Regions from separate parts of the Homo sapiens genome. Here region 1 is linked to region 2. The links are chromatin loops, found by intact Hi-C in ENCODE. Cell type or tissue: OCI-LY7. All regions are shown on one strand. Links, peaks and the distances in the headings refer to the core of each region. The heading gives the core; the rest is flanking DNA. Region 1 overlaps TTC39C-AS1 (TTC39C antisense RNA 1). Region 2 overlaps TTC39C (tetratricopeptide repeat domain 39C).

What was found. A loop is a pair of places that touch in the nucleus more often than their neighbours do. Peaks named below come from ENCODE experiments on the same cell type or tissue, not always from the same donor. Only the 100,000 strongest peaks of a DNase experiment are listed, where the experiment ranks them.
Region 1: it touches region 2 in a loop (5-fold over the local background); 50 of 110 quality-filtered maps call a loop at or near these places.

Annotation. Positions count from the first base shown.
Region 1 is chr18:24,008,116-24,011,034 of GRCh38, forward strand. The region is part of intron 2 of TTC39C-AS1 (TTC39C antisense RNA 1); the gene reads right to left. It also overlaps a transcript of TTC39C not described here. Among named protein-coding and RNA genes, the nearest start is that of TTC39C, 5.2 kb to the right of the region's middle. RefSeq lists an enhancer at 1,885-2,014. In OCI-LY7, for the core only: CTCF peaks have their summits at 1,694 and 1,894; DNase peaks (open chromatin) are centred at 1,746 and 2,126; H3K4me3 peaks cover 1,554 bases; H3K27ac peaks cover 1,939 bases.
Region 2 is chr18:24,117,987-24,120,905 of GRCh38, forward strand. TTC39C (tetratricopeptide repeat domain 39C) reads left to right here. Exons shown (of 14, transcript NM_001135993.2): 8 at 139-246. Among named protein-coding and RNA genes, the nearest start is that of CABYR, 20 kb to the right of the region's middle. In OCI-LY7, for the core only: a CTCF peak has its summit at 1,191 (motif pointing left); a DNase peak (open chromatin) is centred at 1,205.

The DNA.
Region 1 (2,919 bases), core at 140-2,639, 110 kb before region 2:
ACTCCTGGCCTAATCTCCTTTCCCCTCTGAGTCCAACTCATCCCCTCTGTAGCTCACCCTCACCATTCAACTTACAAACAGGTCATGAACACCTACTGCATGCTCTCGAATGTCCGAGGGAATCTGACTACACTTTAAGATTTGGAAACAAATCCACTCTGAGAAGCAAATGCCAATACTGCTGCTGCTTCCACCCAAAATAGATTCATATACTTTGTTAGATGAACCAAAAGGTATCTCCTTCTTCCTCCTGCAGTCAGGGGAGAAGCCTACTGATTGGAGAGAAGAGCTCGGACATGCCATTTGCCTTCTGTTTATGCAGGAAAAGATTAATACTACCTTAGCATAAGCCCAGGATTTTTAGTAGGAAACAAGGTAAAGTTACGTGAATAGAAGGAAAGTACCTTTCTTGTTTAGATAACAATGGGGAATCCAGATAGAAATTAGTCATAGTGCCACTGTTGGTTGGAGTGTAAATTAGTCCAACCATTGTGGAACGCAGTGTGGCCATTCCTCAAAGAGCTAAAAACAGAATTCCTATTCGACCCAGCATTCCCATTATTGGGTATATAACCAGGGAAATACAAATCGTTCTGTCATAAAGACGCATGTACACATGTCTTCGTAAAGACACATAATTCAACTGCAGCACTATTCACAGTAACAAAGACATGCAATCAAACTAAATGCCCATCAACTGTAGATGACATAAAGAAAATGTGGCACATATATACCGTGGAATACCACACAACCATAAAAAAGAATAAGATCATGTCCTTTGCAGGGACATGGATGGAGCTGGAGGACATCATCCTTAGCAAACTCACACAGGAGCAGAAAACCAAACACCACATGTTCTCACTTATAAGTGAGAGCTAAATGATGAGAACATATGGACACAAAGAGGGGAACCACAGACGCCAGGGTCTGCTTGAGGGTAGAGGCTGGGAAAAAGGAGAGGATCATAAAAAATAACTATTGGTCACTGGGCTTAGAACCTGGGTGATGAAATAATCTGTACAACAAACCCCTGTGACATGAGTTTACCTCTATAACAAACCTGGACATGTACCTCCAAACCTAAAATACCAGTTTAAAAAATTCTAGTGGAAAGATTTTTTTTGCTGTTAAACAATCCAGAGAAAACCCACCAGGGCACTGAATAGAACCTGCTACCATTTAACACTTCCCTTATCCATGGGACTGGAACTCATCTACTTTCCTCTCCAGGGACTCAGTAGACACATGTCTTGAAACCAGAGACGGCCTCTCCCTCTGCAGAACAAGTCAGTAGACAGACAAGAGAAGTAATGGACATTCACCCAAGGCTGCAAAATGTGCAAGTCATGAGGAGGGACCAAAGGAGAGGAAAACTTGATTATCTCTAAGGAAGAGGGAGGGATGGTAGATCCAGGGAACAGGGACTATCAATGAAAAGGAAGGAGATGGGTTAAAGGGAAGGGAGGCATAATGGGGAGAGAGAATGAAACTATCTGAAGACCAACAGAAGACCTGCAGTCACACTCAAAGACACACCCCAGTCAAGGGCTAGTGCAGGAGAGATCACTGCTTAAGCTTCCCAGGGGAGGAAAGCGGTGGAGGAGAGACAATGCCTTCTTCCCCAGTTTTGTCCCTGACTCTCTACAGCAGCAGAACAATGATCTCTAGTAAACACCTGCCTAAACCATTACTGCACTCCAGTGGCTATGTGGTTTATGAAAAGGCAGGTGAGGAGGCGTCCAACCCAAAGGGGGATGGTTTCCTGGCCCATGGTAACTGCTGTGGTTTCCCAGGGCAGCCATGAGTGTCCTCTCAGAGACACACATCCAACTGCAAAAACAGCCAGGTGAACCTCACTGGTCCACAACTATGTTCCCTTCCTTAGAGGCAAGTTAGTGATCCACCTATGAGCAGAAAAGGAAGGAACTTGCTGTATGGTTTGTTAAAAGAAAGACTTTAGATAAATTAACAGAGTTTAATTGAACAAAGAACAATTGGAGAATTGGGCAACTCCACCATCAGAATAGATTCAGAGCAACTGGCGCTGTCATGCGTCAGAGAGGATTTATGGACAGAAGAAAGTAAGTGACATAAAGAAAACAGAAGTGAGATACAGAAACAGTCAGGTTGTTTACAGCTCGGGGTCTGCCTTATTTGGCTACGGTTTGAACAGTTGGCTGCTGTGATTGGCTGAAACTCCGCTACTTGTTACAAGAGTTTGTTACAGTCTGTTTATGCATCCAGTTAGGCTACAGTTCACTATGTACGGAGAAATCTTTAGGCTAAAATACGTAAGAAGGCAGCTTTAGGCTAAACAATTTAATAGGTTTTACATAGCAACCCTTGACCTGATTTGCCTTCTAGTTAAAGGTAGTTAATTAAATCTTACTTCACCTTCAGTAGAAGAGCTGAATGGGTAAAGCTAGCACAACATAAAAATAGTGATATTAATTTCCCTACTCTCCTCCTTCTTAGAATTCCAAACATTTTGGGAACCTGTATTTATTTTGATGGATAATATGGATTTACAAAAAGATGCACAAAGGCATGACTGTTAGCATCACTGAAAAATGTAATACAACCAAAGTACACACAGTAAGGTTTTCTTGTGGTACTTTATTCTTCGAATGCATTTAAAGTATAATTCCAGGCCAGGCATGGGTGGCTCATGCCTGTAATCCCAGCACTCTAAGAGGCCGAGGTGGGCGGATCACCTGAGCTCAGGAGTTTGAGACCAGCTTGGACAACACAGCGAAACCCTATCTCTACAAAACATACGAAAATTAGCTGGGTGTGGTGACATGTGCCTGTAGTTCCAGCTACTCAGGAGGCTGAGGTAGGGGGATCACTTGAGCCTGGGAGGTGAAGGCTGCATTGAGCCATGATCTCGCCCCTGCATTCCAGCCTGGGTAAAGAGTG
Region 2 (2,919 bases), core at 191-2,690:
GGTTTTCAGGTTAAACTTTTTTACGCATTTCATAGAACATGCACAGAGAATGATCGCCATATCAGAGGCTCGTGGCTTAAATATGGGTCATAGAGCTCAGTACTTTAGGGTCATGTGCTAAAAATATTTCTTTCATAGGTTGGTGCAGCATGATAGAGCTCAATTTCAAGGATGCATTTGATTCCTTTGAGAGGCTAAAAAATGAGTCCAGGTGGTCCCAGTGCTATTATGCCTACTTGACTGCAGGTGAGTCGCCCATGGTCCCTCAGTGTGCCTCTCTCTGTCGTGAATTAGCTCGCCTGACGTGGGCAGATGGGAGAATGATGGCAAGAGGAAGCAAAAGTTGTACCCCTCCACAGCCTTCCCCAGCATGTTAATGTTTTGTGCAACCAAGTAAATAGTGCTAGAATACTGTGTTCACTGACCCAGGTGAACACCCAGAAATTCAGTAGTGCCCAGGGTGCCCCTTCACCACACGCTTCCCCTCTGGGCCTGGCTTGGTCCTGTTTTGTGTCTTGGAAATGCATATTATGAGGTCTTCCCCGTTACTGTATATTTTGCCCTAAGTTGCCTCAACCTGTCTCTATCCCTTTACTTAATATGCTATGTTTTTTATTGGGATTCTGAAGAATTTTTAAGAATTGAACAGTCTTTTTTCAGTGTGTTAATTTTTTTTTTTTTTTTGAGTCTGGGTCTTGCTCTTTTTGCCAGGTTGAAGTGCAGTGGCCTGATCACAGCTCACTATAGCCTCAACCTCCCAGGCTCAAGCGATCCTCCTGCCTCAGCCTCCAGAGTAGCTGGGACTACAGGCATGCCCTACCACGCCCAGCCAATTTTTTAAAAAAAATTTGTAGCAACAAGGTCTTGCTATGGTGCCCAGGCTAATCTCTAACTCCTGGCCTCAAGTGATCCTCCTGCCTCAGCCTCCCAAAGCACTGGGATTATAGGCATGAGCCTCAGAGCCTGATCTGTGCTAGTATTTTTGTTTGGTTCGTGCCCTGGTTACAAAGTTGCATAGGTCTGAGTCATCTGCTCCAACCTTGTTTTACCTCATAACTCTATTATATTTACAGTATAATATTTTAGATGCAAGGTATTTACATTGCATATCGTTATTAACACCTGTATTCTGTTTTGAATTAAGTGTTTTTTTGCCCATGTATGAGGAGATAGAGATGTGCTGCCACCTGGTGGCCAAAGTAGTTGTCTGCATCCTTCAATACCTAAAAGGCCACGTGATTCAGAGTTGTAGAGGTGTGGAATTGAAGAAAGCCAAGCGGTTGTACCTTTTCTGCCTCTAAGCAACTTCATGTAAGCCTTTTCTGGTTTGTGTAATGAACTCTCCTCTTGCAGCCACATGAGTGGTTCTTTTACTTAAAATTCAAGACTAATCCAAACATTATTTTCAATACCTTCTTATTCTTAACGTTCAGATTTAATGACCATCTTCCACTTCCATTCTGCCCTCTTAACTGATCTATATAAAATAAGATAGGGTTGATGAACATTGACCAATAAGGATATTCTGGATCTCTTAAATTCCCTATAAAATTGCATCGGTCCATTAGCAAATGGACCCCAAAAGTCAGTGCAAAGCCCTCTTTTGTCCATATTCCGCATTGCAATCCCTGTTGACAGGCGTGTTCTCATGGCTCTGTCCCTGATGTTTGAATAAGCTTATTTTTCATATACTGGATAATATGCTGTGTCTCACACTTAAAGGATTGTTGTATAGAATTTGAAGACATCTCAGATGAAAGTAGCAGCTATTTGTTGAGTGACTCAGTGTGTTTAATACGTTGAAGAGTGGATGAATCCAGATTGAATAGCCCAGAAAAGAGAGGCCTGCACACAACTCCGCAGCCATTAGGTGTAATTGGGCCGCACAGTCGATGGTGGACAGCTATTTATTTTTTCATCTTTGTTGAGTTTCAAATACATAAATGTACAGCGTGGCTGTATAGAGGAACATTAATTCCCCCCCCCCAATATTTGGCAATCCCAGAACCATACCAATCATAGCAGAGGATAAGCATGAAAGATTCTGATCTCTGTTCCTGCATTGGGATTTTGTAGAGAGGATAAGATGTGGGTGAATAGCTCCAGTACAAAGAGTACATGAGGCAAGGCCAAGGCAGGCAGATCACGAGGTCAAGAGATCAAGACCATCCTGGTCAACATGGTGAAACCCCATCTCTACTAAAAATACAAAAATAAGCCAGGCGTGGTGGCGCACACCTGTAGTCCCAGCTGCTTGGGAGGCTGAGGCAGGTGAATCACTTGAACCCAGGAGGCAGAGGTTGCAGTGAGCTGAGATCGCTCCACTGCACTCCAGCCTGGCAACAGAGTGAGACTCTGTCTCAAAAACAAAAGAGTACATGAGGCAGGGAAGGAGCACCGTTACACTGTCCTGCAGGAGCTGCCATTTGGGCTGGCCGTGAGCTAGAGGGCATGGGCATTCAGGGACCCCAAACACTGCCACCAGGGCTTAGCTCCCCAGCATGTTAATGTTTTGTGTGACTATGTCAATAGTTTTGTACTTTTAAAAATTGTGATAAAATATGTAGCATCATTTACCATTTGAACTTTTTTAGGTGTATGTGTCAGTAACTCCAGATAACGCTCAGATTGTTTTGCAAACATCACCAGCATCCATCTCTGGAACTTCTTCATCATCCCAAACTCTACCCATTAAACAGAAACTCCCCATTCACGTTTTCCCCGAGACCCTGGTTACCACGCTTCTACTTCCTGTCTCTATGAATTTAAGTATTCTACCTACCTTGTGTATAAGTGAAATATATTTGTCCTTTTGTGTCTGGCTTATTTCATTTAGCATAATGTCTTCAAGGTTCATCCATGTTGTAACATGTGTCAGGATCTCCTTCCTTTTTTCAGGCTGAATAATATTCCATTGCA